Regions from separate parts of the Mus musculus genome. Here region 2 is linked to region 1. The links are chromatin loops, found by intact Hi-C in ENCODE. Cell type or tissue: left cerebral cortex. All regions are shown on one strand. Each heading gives the region's core, and the rest is flanking DNA. Links, peaks and the distances in the headings are about the cores only.

What was found. Peaks named below come from ENCODE experiments on the same cell type or tissue, not always from the same donor. Only the 100,000 strongest peaks of a DNase experiment are listed, where the experiment ranks them.
Region 2: a loop joins it to region 1, with 3 times the contacts of the local background. A loop is called at or near these places in 19 of 42 quality-filtered maps.

What each region holds. Positions count from the first base shown.
Region 1 is chr11:108,022,106-108,030,450 of GRCm38, reverse strand. All of the region lies in intron 5 of Prkca (protein kinase C, alpha), which reads left to right. Among named protein-coding and RNA genes, the nearest start is that of Mir7223, 29 kb to the right of the region's middle. In left cerebral cortex, for the core only: a CTCF peak has its summit at 4,533; a DNase peak (open chromatin) is centred at 4,509; H3K27ac peaks cover 518 bases.
Region 2 is chr11:108,414,947-108,421,674 of GRCm38, reverse strand. No RefSeq gene overlaps it. Among named protein-coding and RNA genes, the nearest start is that of Cep112, 7.0 kb to the left of the region's middle. In left cerebral cortex, for the core only: a CTCF peak has its summit at 2,916 (motif pointing right); a DNase peak (open chromatin) is centred at 2,933.

The DNA.
Region 1 (8,345 bases), core at 3,313-5,812:
TTTGCTTAACTCAAGGACCAAAATCCCCACTTCCATATAACCTACAAGTAGATTTTAACTCATAAAGGCAAAACAAAAGGGCTGACTTTAACAGATTACATCTGTAGGTGACAACCTCTGTGGCAGTGTAATTCTGGGAGAGTAATGGCCAAACCTTAGTAACAAAATCAGAGATTACCTGGTATATGAGTGTGGATACCAAGCCTGATGCAGCTTCCCTCGTTTGAGGGCGAGCAGAGAAAGAAAACATACACATAACAGATGACCCATTGATAGTGCATGAGTTACAAGGCTGAGGGGGAGCTAGCTCAGTAGTCATGAGTGTCGACTGCTCCCCAGTGGTCCTGAGCTCTCTTCCCAGCGTCTGCCCCAGGGAATCTGATGTCCTCCTCTGACCCCTGTGGGCACCTGCATACACGTGACATATACTCACACAAAAGCACAAACGTGAATTTAAAAATAACTTCTTAAATAAAATTAATCTGAACTATCTATAGTAGGGGTGATAAAGAGAAGAGACCAGCAGAGCACACAAGGCAGTGAATTGCTGAAAGAATATGCCTATCAAAATGTATTTGAACATTTCCACATAAATTTTAGTAGAAAACAAGAATATGCCATCTCTGTAAAACAAGGTCATTGAGCTGTTTGAATAAAAAGGTAGATATAGAAAGAAAGCAGACACAAACGGTTTTTTGTTCTTGTCTGATTGTTGAATGATGAATTGTTGCATGAGGAGGCAGACGAGATGAAGGAAGGCAGATAAATTCAAATGTTGGCAAAGAAACATAGATTGCAGCCCTGGCAGCAAAAGTCCCAAGAGAAAGTATAGGAAAACCATCAGAGCTGCCAGAGAAACGGGGGGATGCAGGCAATGCGAGGAAACTATGGCGATGGGTGCCACGGAAGGCAAAAAGCAGAACAAGATGGAGGACCATCGCGAATAATCGCTTCGTCCTGGGGTAAAGGAGGAGAACTGAACAGAAAGCAGCCATGGTACCTGATACATGTACGAAGCAGTCAAAATAAAAGCATGTACTCTGCCATAGGAAGACCAATAGAGGAAATGTGCAACCAGGGAACTCGGAACACTGAGTGGTTATAAAGAAGGGAAACAAACACCTCTCCCTCAGAATCATGGGAGCTACAAGAGAAAAGCTGGCTTGGCTGAAGGCACCCCAAAGAGGGCAGCAAGATGAAGTCAATGAAGAGCCCAGCATGGCGGAAATCAAATCATATAGAGTTATAACATGATTAGAGATCGCAGACTCCAGGTAATTTAATAGGCACAGGACCAGAGATTAGTATAGAAGGTAGCACCAATTTAGAACACAGCATGATAGATTCTTCTTGATCATGGGGGTGTGGGGGTTATCGGAAGACACCGTCTCATACCTTGTTTTTATAATCAGAGAAAGGCTGAGTAAGAATGTTTGACATGGGTCTCTAAGGCGAGCAGTAGAATACACACGTCATTTATATTTTCTACCATTATGGGAATGATAAATGCAAACGAAGCAGAGTGTAGCCAAAGACTAAAAAATATAGAACCAAGGAGGCAGAGGGGTGACGGCATTTGCAAAGAAGCAGCCATTGAGTGGGGACTTTCAAGAGCGTGCTGGACTGTTGCAGCGGAGGTGATTCAGTCCATAAAGTGCTAACTGTGCAAGCGTGAGGACTTGAGTTCTGGCCCTCCGCACCCACTTAACGAGCCTGGCACAACGAACGACTCACTCCTGTTAGCCCAGCACTGGGGACGCAGAGACGTGTGGGTAGGGGGTAGCCAATCAGCTGGGTCAACAGAGACATGTGGGTAGGAGATAGCCAATCAGCCGGGTCAAATCAGTGAGCCCAGCTTCAGTGAGAGACTGTCTCCAAAACTAAAGAGAAAAGCAGTGTCCTGAGCCAAAGAAAAAGGAGAACGTGAGCCGCACCGCATTTATCTCCCTCTGCTTCCTGGATGCAGATACCATGTGGCCAGCTGCCTCTGGCTCTGCCTCCAAGACTTCACCACCGTGATGGACTGTACCCTAAACCAATGAGCAAAAGTAAATGCTCTGGTCAGGAATTTTGTCACAGCAATGAAGAGTTGCAACCAACACAGATCCATGAGTACAGAAGTGCAGAGATTTTTCGACAGTGGACAGAGAGCTGCTCTGAGAAGCACAGTGTGGGACATGTGGATGGTTCTAAAATACCTTGGAAACTTGAAACAGTTTAGAATGTTGGCTGCTGCAGGGACTAACAGGGAATTGAATGTGATAAAGCAGATACCCTGAAATTGGAGCCTGCTTATAAATAAACAGAGGCTTCCAGGACTAGAGAGAAGGTGTGGTTCATTCCACAGACGTTGTTGGGAAAATTGTCTAAACGTTTGGAAGAAAAATAAATAAATAAATGAGATCTCCCCTCGTGCTTTACACCAAAATAAATTTCAAGTGCATCTGGAAGTTAATTATTAAAAAAAGGAAACAAAATAATGAAAGAAAACACAGGCGAATACTTAACTACCTTCACGGAGGGCAAGGATTTCCTAAGCCTAAAAGAAATGGAAGAAAGGAAAGAAAACATGTTGGTAGCTTTGACTGTGTGAAAAGATAGACTCCTTTGTGTTTCTAGAAGCCTACGGAATTAAATCTAAACACAGAGCGTGGCAAACAGGGAGAAGGACCACTGTCATGTGCATCCAAACATTCCCTCTAGCCAGTAAGAAACCTGTTTACTACCCTAAAGGAATTGAGAATTAAGTCAGAGAAAAAGAAATTCACATGGCCCAATAGCTATAAAGACTGTTAAGCCTCAAAAAAAAAAAAAATCAAACTTACAATGTTACTCTTTATTTTTCTCACTTTATCTTTAATATGATTTTTGGTAGGACTTTGATACAACTTTGGGGGGAGCAGTTTGGCAAGGGTTTTTATATCTTTTACTCTCCTTCTAAGAATGCAGCCCAAGAAGAAAAGCAGAAATTTATGTATGAAGACAATCAGTTGTTATATACAAAGATGAGGAATTTTTAAACCATGTAAATGTACAAACTGAACTTATTTTAAAGTCTTTGCTACAAAATAGAATGCTGGGCATTAAAAAATGCTTTTTAAAAATTACTTTGGTAACTTTTATTAAGAAGGAATTTTTAACTACCATAAAGTTATGTGAATTCTATAAAAATAAATATTACAGGCTAGAGATATGGCTCAATGATAATGTGCTTACCTAGCATATACAAGACCCTGGGCTTTATCCCCAACATTATAATCAAACAATCAATATTATACTATAGATGTCTTTACAGGAGAGCAATTGTCAATCAGCATAACAGTATGTCAGCATCAATCCTCTGTTTTGGTGGAAGTGCAATTGCCTTTAATCTTTGCCTTTATACTTTGTGCATTTAAATTATTTTATGATGACTATGCATTGTCCCTACAATGAGAAGTAATTATTTCTTAAAATCAATGCCTCCCTATGTTTATATGCAGATCTTATCTGTCTCCCACAACTAGCAAATATTTTTCACAGTCATCTACTTTGGAATTATAGAATATTAGCAGATAACATACGTGTTATTGGAGTACTTAGTGTATGCAAGAGGAGGCTATATTAAAAGGGAAACAGGGCTATACAGTAAGACTATGTCTCAAAGTTGAAGAAAGGAGACAGAGTAGGACGAAAGGAGAAGAGAGGGGAAGAGAGAGAGGGGGGGAGGGGAAGAGAGGGGGAGGGAGGGGAAGAGAGAGAGGGAGGGAGGGGAAGAGAGAGGGGGAGGGAGGGAAGGAAGGAGGGAGCATGAACTGACTGTGCATACCACGCTCATTAAATTCTTTAGCTGACTTTGATTGAGTAGTTGCTGACTCACCATTTGGGGACACTGGATTTACTGGGGCAGAAAGCCACCCTTGTGACAAAGTAGTGGGTTTAGACAGCAGAACATTCAGTGAATGTGTTTTTAAACAATGTACTTCTTAAGTCCTTGAATTCAGGTTTGTGGTCACACAAGGTGGGTATATTCTCAGTGTTGCTCGCTCTTCTTGCCCTTGACTCTGGCCATAAGGAAACTAAGATCATAGAATTTGTGAGTCATTGTTTATTAGCACAAATGAGATCAAATCAGAGTCCGTGCTCGTGACCACAGACAGCATCCGCAAGCTTGGTGCAGTGTGATTAGAGCAAATGCAGCAAGCCAGACAGCCAAGACCCTCCAAGTGACCCACGTCTCATTTGTTGATGCCTCATCTACAATTGTTCTTTGCTGAAGATGCCTTTGCATCTCATTGGGTGAAACCCAGCAAAGCTCCATGTGTAATGGTTGCCCTAGAAATGTGGAGCAAATGGCCCTGCATGGCATATTTTCTTCCTGAAAACTAACAATACATTTTATGTCCCTTAGTCTTTGAGCACTCTGAGACTCTTCAAATCATTTGATGTCTTCTGGGAAAGCACTTGGCTCCTTTTGGCCTGAATTGAGTCTCCTTGGAAAAAGGCCTGTTTGGTTTTTCCCTTGTGTTGGAGTCCCTCCAAATGGACACTCTGTGAACTGCAGCTCAAAGTGAGAGCCTCGAAAGGCCTTGCCCACTCCAGCTCCTGTCAGAATCCAAGAATCTGGCCTGCGTGGCTTTTGCCTTGCCCTGTGTTGACCCTGGGGAGATGCCTGGGGAGGAAGTGTTTTGTCCCTGTCCCCGTGTTTCTGTCAGCCTGTGGAGATCTGATAGACAGGGCTAGCAGGAGGCTGGAAAGCCAGAGAACAGGGTTGTGTTCCAGATAGGGTGTGCCCAGGGATGGGACAGCATGAACCCAGAATCACAGGGCAAAGGTTGTATGGAGACCCGTGTGTGTGGCAGATAACTTCCCCATGCTGCTATGCTCGGTGGTAGGTGTTCAAAACAGTCGAGAGGAGAGTAACCCGTGAGTCTTTGGGAATCATGTGTCAGTCCTGCATGTGACAGGTTGAGTGGAATAAGATATTTGACTTCCTTAACCAGTCAGTTGAAACCAGTGTCGGCTCTGAAGTTATACCACTATTGGCTTGGTAAATCAGAGGATGGAGCATGCTGAAGACTACAGCATGATGTGTTTGTACCTGCTTGTAAACCTAGCCATGGGAAGGCAGAGTATGACGATGGCGGGTTCAAGGCCAGCCTAGGCTATGTAGCAAGCTTATGTCTCAAAAAAAACACAAAATAAAAATAAAAAGCAAATAAAAAGTATTTGTTGAAGTGAATGGTGGGATACTCTGGCTATTAGACTATTATTAGTTTCAAGATCAGACCTCTAGACACAGAGTCCAAGTGCCACTGGAGTGTTGATGAGAAATCTCTCAGTGGTACCCTGCTCCCGAGAGGAGGATGTCATCTCTTCCTGCCTCACATCACACAGTCCAATGCATTCCTCTACAGAGTGTCAACTCTACCTTGTCACTTGCTTGAAGAAAGAATCACTTGCCTCTATCTGGACAGAGTTGACTGCTCTTGGGTGCCAGTTCATGGAGGACTCACATTCACACTAAGGAGAATATGACGTGACCACCCTGGACCAGCACCCTCATTTGCAGTTCTTACCCAATATCAAGCCCCAGCAGGTTCTTGTTCCACACTGTCTAGGTCACTCTCAACTCCCTGGTGGCTTTGCTCCACTCAGGCCTCTGTCACATGGTACTGTAGCTGATAGACAACAGGAATGTGGGACTCAGGCTGGGAAGATCAAGTTCAAGAAACTGGCAGCTGCTGTACCCATGGGGAACCCATTTCCTGATCCTGAAATAATGCCTTCTCATTGGGTCCTCACACGGTGGGAAAAGCTAGCAAGCTCCCTAAAACCTACTTTATACGGGCACAAATCTCATCCATGAGGGGCCCATTCTCCTGACCTAATCACCTCTCTGGACTCTACCTCTTAGTACCTTCACCTGGGGACTAGAAATTAGAGCATATTAATTGGGTGGGGAATCACAAGCGTTCAGATCATAGTGTAAGACTCTTCCCATCTGCCAGGCAGAGGGAGACCAGCCTGGGAGGATAACGTGTTCTACAGGGATGACAATCTGCAGTGTCCCAATGTGAAGAGAGAAGTCAGCTGTCACTGTCCTGAGAGAGTTGGTCTGTGAAGTCTACAGATATCTTTCCGCTAGGGCCTAAGAGTGTCTTCAAATGCCATAGAGAATATAAATTTATATTAAGACATTTGTAGGCAGAGGCAGGTGGATTTCTGAGTTCGAGGCCAGCCTGGTCTACAAAGTGAGTTCCAGGACAGCCAGGGCTACACAGAGAAACCCTGTCTCGAAAAAAAAAATATTAAGACATTTGTGATTTAAGGAGACACAGAATGAGCTGGGGTGACAGCATGCAAGCATGAAGACCTGAATTCAATCCCCCAGAACCTTCAGGATTAAAAAAGGTTGTGGTGGGGGGGGGGGGGAAGAGGATGTGCTTATAGTCTCAGTGCTGGGATGGGGGTGGAGGTGGGGTTGATACAATCGGATCCCTGGGACTCACTGGCCAGCCAGCCTAGCTTATTTTGTGAGCTCCAGGCCAATGAGAAACCCTGTCTCAAGATGGCAGGGTTTATGGCATGTAAGGACCAACAGCCAAGGCTGTCCTCTACACTCTGCACACACACACACACACACACACAGAGAGAGAGAGAGAGAGAGAGAGAGAGAGAGAGAGAGAAGGAGAGCGTCTCAGGGAGTTTTAGGGTGCCTTACTACTTTAAGTTAGAGCCTGCGTACCTCAGGGATTGTAGCCTGAGAACTTCCTATGTGTACCAACTGGAACCTGCTAGATGCTTTCCTCTGCTGGAGTTTGCTGTGCACACCTGATGGCCTGTAGCTTTGTGGTTGGTTCCGCCACAGGGTCCCACTATCGTGTGTCCACCACCACCTCTGACACACCCCAGTTGCATCACGGCTCAGCCTCTCTGCACTGTTTGAGAGTCAGAATCCCTGAACCAGGAGCCTTGCCTTATTGCTAGACAGCTGGACCACCCCCAAAGCATCACATGGGAAGGGCATTCAGCAAATCCCGTTCCGGAAGCAATCTGTCACCCCGGCCGGTTTCCCCGTCAGCATTTGCGGGGAGTTCTGTCTCCTGGCAGGGAACTGGCTCACAGCTCCGTGCTGGAACTGGCAGCCCCTCAGAGACAGTTTCTCCTTCTCAGCATCACCCGATGACGCCCAGAGTCAAGGCGCAAACGAGCCTCAAGAACAGCATGTTCTTCCCAGCAACATGCCGGGGAAAGCTGGGCTTGGAGAAAGCTGAGCGCTCTGTGGTGTCCTGGAGCCCACGATGTGTGCCAAGCTTGCTGTCCAGCCCTTTCCCTCCCGATCCCATCCGTGGCCCAGGTGGGATGCCTTTGAACCTCTTACTCAGTTATGTAAACACACCTGATTTACTACCTGATTGCACAGATTATTGTCAGCTTTTGCCTCCCAGTGCTCCTGGGCACATGCTCCCTAAAAGTCCCAGTTTCTGGAGTGCCTTACAGTATAAAGAATGAGCCCATTGGTGCCTAGTCTTGCTTACTGCTTGCTTAATGGTTCCTAGGGGGAGCTGAAGTGTGGGCGTGGGTATTGCAGGGAGATTTGCCCTGTGGAAACAGGTCGTGGCCAGGTCAGGTGCTTTGAGGAGGAGACTTTGTCCTAGAGAAGGAAAACAGAAACAAGCACAAAAGCACATGAGAGCATGGGGCTGTGCATATCTCCGCCTTATTTTTGAGTCAGGGTCTCTCACTGTCTTGTAGCTCACCAGTTGGCTAGACCGGCTGGCCAGAAAGCACCAGGAATCCTCCTGTCTCTATCTCCCTCCATGTTTATGATACAAGCACATGTATCTTTCTCTAGTATCTTTCATCCAGACATTGCTTTTCTATGGGGAACCCATCTTTCCAAGAGTGACCTCTCTGCTCTCAACACCACTGGATACTCTTAATCCATGTCTTGGTGAAACCAGGGTCTTTCTTAATTCAAACCCTGAGCTGTTAGTTCTGAGGCAGACACTATAGAGACCACTTGTATCCTGAACACCCTATCAGTTTGGCAATTGAACCCCAGAAGCCACTAGGGTCACAACTCTAAGTCAGGTACTAGAGTCCCCTTTGCCAACTTCAAGGCATCAGGCAAACATGCGGTCTATACCCTTTCCCCTCCATCCAGGTACAGCCCTGGATTGACCCTGGTCCTGTTGTGTGTTCACTTGGCCCTCTGTGCTCTGACCACTGTCACCCACCTCCCAAACGAAGGGTATTTGGTCTCATCTCTTACCCCTCACCTCACCTTAGCTGGGGCCAATTTCACCACCTCTTCTCTGGGACTATGTCTACTCTGAGACAAGTGATGCTTGGGTGGGATC
Region 2 (6,728 bases), core at 1,922-4,421, 390 kb before region 1:
ATGCTTGTGCGCACGTGTGGTAAGTGCGGTGGTCAGAAGTCAATGGTAGGTGCTTTCCTCAATCACTTTCCCCCTTAGTTTTTAAGTCTCTCGATGAATCTAGAACTTGCAGATTTGAGGAGGTTATCTGGCCAGCCAGTTCCATGATGCTGTGTCTACCTCCTGCCCTCCCCACCCACCCCATCCTGGGCTTATAAGTCACTGCACCTGGCTTTTATATAGATTCCAGGGATCAAACATAGATCCTCCTGCTTTCAGATCTGTGCTTTATTGACTAACTCATCTTTCCAGCCTATGTAAGAGATTTGCAATAGACATAAAAAAAAAAAAGCAATCCAGCTTTCCTCCCAAATTACTCATTAAACTTATTTTGCAAGTCTCTAAGACATGCAGCAGTTTGAGAGAGTGTCAGAGTCACATTAACAGCTTTTTGGGTCTGTGCAAATTGTATCTTTAAAAAAAAAAAAAAACTAGTATCACTTTTTAATTGGCATTTGCTACTCTTTGAAAATGTTAATGTTTCTTATTAGCCCTCTTTAGTTTCCTGGAGTCTGGTAGAATGTCTTCTGCTCCCTGTTCATCTTGAGGAATCTGACATGATATAATGTGGCGGTTTGAAAGAGAATGGTTCCATAGGCTCATGTGTATGAATGTGTGGTTCCCAGTTTGAGGACTATCGGGTAGAATTAGGAGGTGTGGCCCTGTTGTAGGAGGTGTGGCCTTGTGGTTGGAGGTGTGGCCTTATTGAAGAAGGTGTGTCACTTGGGGTGGGGGGGAACCTTTGAGGTTTCAAAAGCCCCTGCTGCCAGACCCAGTCCCTCAGCCTGCTGCCTACTGATCAGGACATAAAGCTCTCAGCTACTGCTCCGGCACCATGAGTGCCTCTATGTTTCCCGCCATGATGACAGTGTGCAAACAAGCCCCGAATTAAATGCTTTCCTTCATAGGAGTTGCCTTGGTCGCGGTGTCCCTTCACAGCACTAGAACAGTGACTAAGACAGATTAGCAAATATCTTCCTCTACAGTTTCAAATTTTAAAATTTAGCTATCAGTGGCTCTGTACACTTTACTTTTATGTTAAGCTGGTAGTTTGTACAATGAAATTTTAGTCGCGATTCACTGTTTATTTTTATTTTTTTTTTAGCTTTTATTACCTGTATGTACACCCCCACCCCATCATGGGAGGGGGGCAGTAAGAGAACAGCTTGTGGGAGTCACTTGTTCTGCAGGGTCAAACCCAGGTCACTAGGCTCGGCAGCAAACATCTTTATCCACTGAGTTATTTTGCTTGCCCCACCATTATCTATTATTAAAACAGTAGAAGTGAAATCTCAAAGGACTTCCTATCTAGATGGGGAGCAACTTCTAAATACTAAGAATCATTCCTGTGTTGTTATTATATGAACTTATCAGAGACAAATATCAGAACACCCCCATAACCAGTAAATTCCTTAAATTGGATGGGGAAATGACGCAGAACTTTCTATTTAGAGAACACAAAAGTATAAGTTTCATCACAAAAACGGTGAAGTTTAAAGAGAGCAGAGAGGAAAGGCATATTTTCTTTTCCTCATTAATAACAATTGAAAAGGTCACTACCTTTAGTACAGTGACTCTGGGTTCCTTAATTTAAACCAGAGCTAAGCAATATTCATGATTCCATTCCTGTTCAGCCCACTCTCTTGGAGAAACTCATGCTAAGGATTGTTAACAGAAAAATCCCAGCTCTACTTCCGGGCTCCAGCAGTCCCTATGTGCCCCTGGCCAGTGTTGGAACAGAGAGCAACCGGTTAGCAAGGCACTCCAGCCTGCTCTGCACAATGGTCTTACCTGCCAACCTGGGGGACACCAGGCTGCAAAATCCCCACTTTCAAGCACAGTTACTTCCAGTAAGCTCCAGGGGGTGGGGGTGGGGATGGGGGTGGGAGGGCAATCAGAACTCAACTAGAAGTACAGCCTCAAGTCAAAGCTCTGAAGTCTGGGTATCTGGGTTCCGAGAGTCCTTCATGATGTGAGGCAGAAATCCAAGTTACACAACTTCTTTAGCTTCCTTACGGACCAATTGGCAAGATAAGGATGGTTCATAGGGAACATTTTGCTCAGCACCTGATACAAGGACATTTCAATTTCTCGTCTTCCCCAAGTCTTTTGTGAACATTTAGAGATCCAGTGCAATCTTGTCTGCTAACTCGATTGCGTCTGCAGCCACAAAACCCATGCTCCTGGGTGTGCCTGTGTGAGATATTCTTAAACAGAGTATTTGAAGCAAGAGCACCCACCTGGAAGAAGGAAACCGCTTTTTATCTGTTTGCCCTCAATGGAAAGTTGTCTGTTCTGTTGCTGGGGCGTTCCTTTGCCTGTATTAGGACCAACTTCTTCAGGAGTCCAATGCAGACTGACAACCACAGCTCTCCAGGGATCCTCTAGGACTCCAGGGCCATCCTGGAACTGCTAAGACATCCAGACTCGCCAGGGCGGTGGTGGCTCACACCTTTAATCCCAGCACTTGGGAGGCAGAGGCAGGTGGATTTCTGAGTTCGAGGCTGGCCTGGACAGTTCCAGGAAGGCCAGGACTATACAGAGAAATCCTGTCTCGAAAAAAAAAAAAAAAAAAACCAAACAAACAAAAAGACATCTGGACTCCTGGACTGAACAACTATCAGATTCTCAGCCTTTCCATCAGGAGATAGCCATTGTTGGACTACCCGGAGGACAGCCTGCGACCCGTCTAATGAATCCCATTCTCACCAGTGTCATCACCATCTTCTCACCATCATTACTGGGGAAGAGATCTGTATAGCTGCACATAAGTGTGTATGAACATATATGTGTACATACATATATACATATACATATTTTTTCAGTCTATCAGTTCTGTCTCTTTAGACAACTCTAATACACCCAATATGCACCACTAGGAGGCAGCAATAACACAGAGAAAAACTTGTTCGTAATCTCTCTTTCTCTTACAAGCATGCATGTGTGTGTGTGTGTGTGTGAACATTTACATGTAGATTTGGGTCCCAGGGATCAAGCTCCAATTGTCAGGCTTGGTAGCAAGTGCCTGCTGTGCCACCTTGCCATCCCAAATAATTTATTGTTCAAAGGATAACTAGATGAGCTTAGAAAGTTCACATGATGAAAGGCATATATACATATACATGTATATATAATCTATTTACTAAAAATTAAATTTAAAAAACTTTTAAATAACTTGAAGGAAAAAAGAGAGAGATAAAGTAAACTTTGTACCGGGACAACAGAAGTTGGTGACTTAAGGGCAAGATTCTGCCTGCTGACAGCCTGCAGGGAGCAACTGCAAACTTCCCTGAAAATCTTCCATTTAAACAGAAAGTGCCTGAAAATATGGAGCTGCAGAGGTGCCCTGCTCCACACTGACCACTGGAGGAGGCGCTTCTTCCTATGCATCTGCCTATCCCTGCCAGTCAACTTTTACCATTAGCACAGTACTTCCCAGAAGTCCATGGGAAGGGGCTCCGCGGCAGGCTGTCTACATTGGGGTGACCTGTGGATATGTCCTTGCACATTGTCTCATTTAATTTAGTTGATGTGGGAAGACAGTCCATCGTGGTTGGCACCATTCCCCAGACAAGGGTCCCTGAACTGGGTAAAAGTAGATGTATTAATTTGAGTACAAACAAACAAGCAAAGACGTACGCGTTTATTTCTCTCTGCTCTTGACTGGGGATGTTCTGTGTTAGGTGACCAGCGGTCTCAAGGTCCTGAAACTGTGACTTCCTTGCATCATGGGTGTGACCTAATACAAACCCTTCTCTCCTAGGCTGCTTTTTGTCAGAGTATTTTACCACAATAGAAACAAAACAAGAACACACAACAAAATTGAAATTAAACAAAAGTAATATCACTGTAATATGTTTGTGTTTTAGGAAGGAGAGGTGTACTCAGCACTTAGAATGTCTTAATTCTAAATGGATTCTGTTGAAGCAGTGTATTTAATTGCATAACACAGGAAAATGTACAAATTAAGTTGCCCCTGGTTAAGGGCAGATGGATGGATATCTTGGGTGTTGCTTTTGTTGAAAAGGCCAGGATATTTCTATAAATGAATGTTTTCCCTAGATTGAATCTGAATGTTTTTAAAACTTTGTGTGGATTCTTTGTGAGTTTTACGTCATGCACCCCAACCCACTCATCTCCCCTCCCTTTCCTATCTTTCCTCTGCCCTTGTAACCTCCCTCGAAAAAGAAAACAAAAACCCAAAACAAGACATTAAAAAATATTTCCTCGTGGAAGCTGAAGTGTGTCACGGTGTGTCACACAGCATGTCCTTTTGTACACACATCTTTCCGGGCAACGATTCATTGCAATGAGTCCTTGGTCTGGGTTAAGGCCTCGGGCTTCTGCTACACCGTCAATACCAGATCCTCACCAAGCCTCTTCTTGAATATCGTGTTGTTGCCCTGTGTCATGGAGCTCCTGCAGCTTTGGATCTGCAGGACTTTCCTGATATCCAGCAGTACACCACTTCATAGATGAGGGAGAGGTTGGAGTGAGCCAAGTCAAAATCCTACATCTGGTCCTGCGTGGCAGCTGAACTGGTCACCCTGCCAGCTTTCCCACACATCCAGGGTGATCTCCAGCACTGGCCCAGCTAGCTTACCCAATGCTTCAGCCAGCAAAGGGGAGGGGTCTCCCACTCTAATGCTTCTGGGACCAACTTGCCCTCGCCCACACCTCCAGACCCAGTTCTACTATGCTGCCAGTCAAGGTCAGACCCATTCCCTGAGTGCTATACACAGCAAGGGACAGGGCCAGCTCTCTGTGCTCACACCCATCCACACCAGGACATGCTCTGCTGTGCTGCTCAGGCGAGGTGCGGGACCTCTCCTGACTGCTGCAGCCAGTGAGGGACAGGGCCAGCTCTCCATAAATAAATGCTTTGTGTTTTGGTTTTAATCTCAACATTAAATTAGAACTCAGTGGATGTCTTTCAGCAAGTTTTTCTCCTTTGAACTTTCAGCTTTAGATGATCAACTATTAGCAGATGGGATTAAATGAACTTGGAAGACAATACAAAAGTAGATTTTTGGTTTTTTGTTTTGTTTTGTTTTGTTTTGTTTTGTTTTTTAAGTTTTGTTTAATGTATATCTGCATGTACACCTGCATACCAGAAGAGGGCATCTGATCTCATTATGGGTGGTTGTGAGCCACCATGTGGTTTCTGGGAATTGAACTCAGGACCTCTGGAAGGAGAGCCAGTGCTCTTAACCACTGAGCTATCTCTCTAGCCCGGTAGGTTTTTGGTTTGGTTTGGTTTGGTTTGGTTTGGTTTGATTTGGTTTGGTTTGGTTTGGTTTGGTTTGGTTTGGTTTGAAGTGTAAAATGGCAAAAAGCAAGGGAAATAATTTATCTGATGATCAACAGACATTTGTGTTTCTCTGACACTCCTTGCAGAAAGCACATTGGTGACAAAGTATCGTGCATATTGTTGACTCTGACTAGTTGCCCTGGAATACTGTATTGGCTACTTTTCTTCTTATTGCAGCAAAATACCCAAGAAAATCGACATAAGGGAGGAAAGCTTTGTTTGCACTCGTGGTTTCCAAGGAATCTCAGTCCATCAAGGTGGGAAAGGCAAGGGGCTCTGTGCACAGCAGCAGGCGTATGAGGCCTCTTGTTCCCATGACAACAGGAGAAGCCAAAGCAACATAACTGCCAAAATTTGCCCTCTATAACCTCCTCTTGTCAACTAGGCCCCATCTCCCAGAGTCTGCAAACCTCCAAAGCAATGCCAGGAAGTGGGAACTGGACATCCAAACACAAAGACTCGGGGGACAGCTCACATTCCAGTGGTAACATTCCCAAACTCCTGGTCCCCAAAGTCTCAAGCCAACTCTCTCCCAATACTAAGAGCATCTAGCTAAACTTCAGAAATCCCCAATACTGATCAAAAACTCAAAGTGCAAATTCTTCCTAGACTTAAATCAGTGTCTTCACTGTGGACTCTAAAACCAAGAAAGTTAAACACATATAATATGCAATACAAACTAAGTATTCTCCTTCTAGTAGGAAGGAACGAAAGAATAACAAGAGAAGATTGGCCCAAAGGAAGACCACCATCCAGCAGGGTAAAGGGTAAAGTCTGAAACTGTTGCCCAACAACCACAGCGTGGTAATATTATTTGAGCTCCTAAAGGCTTGGGCATCCCTCACCTGTAGCCACAGCATTCTCAACACCTGTACATTTTCTCTTGGGCAGGCTCAACGTGGTGCTTGCCGCTTTCCTCTGCAGACATCCCATGTTCCTGGCATCTCCAACATTCCGGGAGATTAAAGCCTAGCTTTTGCCATCACAGTTTCACACAGTGACTCCTCAGGGTCAGTATTCTGAGAGTTTGACTCTGCTACACATCGCCTGGCCCAATTGACTTTTCTCTAAAACCCTGCTGCAAGCTCCACATAAGGAAAACCAGTAGTGCCGTGTGGATGATATTCAGTTCTGGTGCCAACTTGAGAAGGAGCTGAGCCCCCCTTGGACCACGGATGCAAATGCACAGCCGCAGGAGTCTGAAGCCTCTGCTTGGTCACATCACAACAGGGGGACCCAGGAGAGAATTATCCACTGTAGAGAGCAGGGGTGTAAGCAGACCAGAGACAGATTGCAGAAGTGCCGGACAGAATCTGAGAGCCTACATCTGCTGCATCTATGAATTTAAACTGGGTTCTATCCATGAGATGGTGATGTC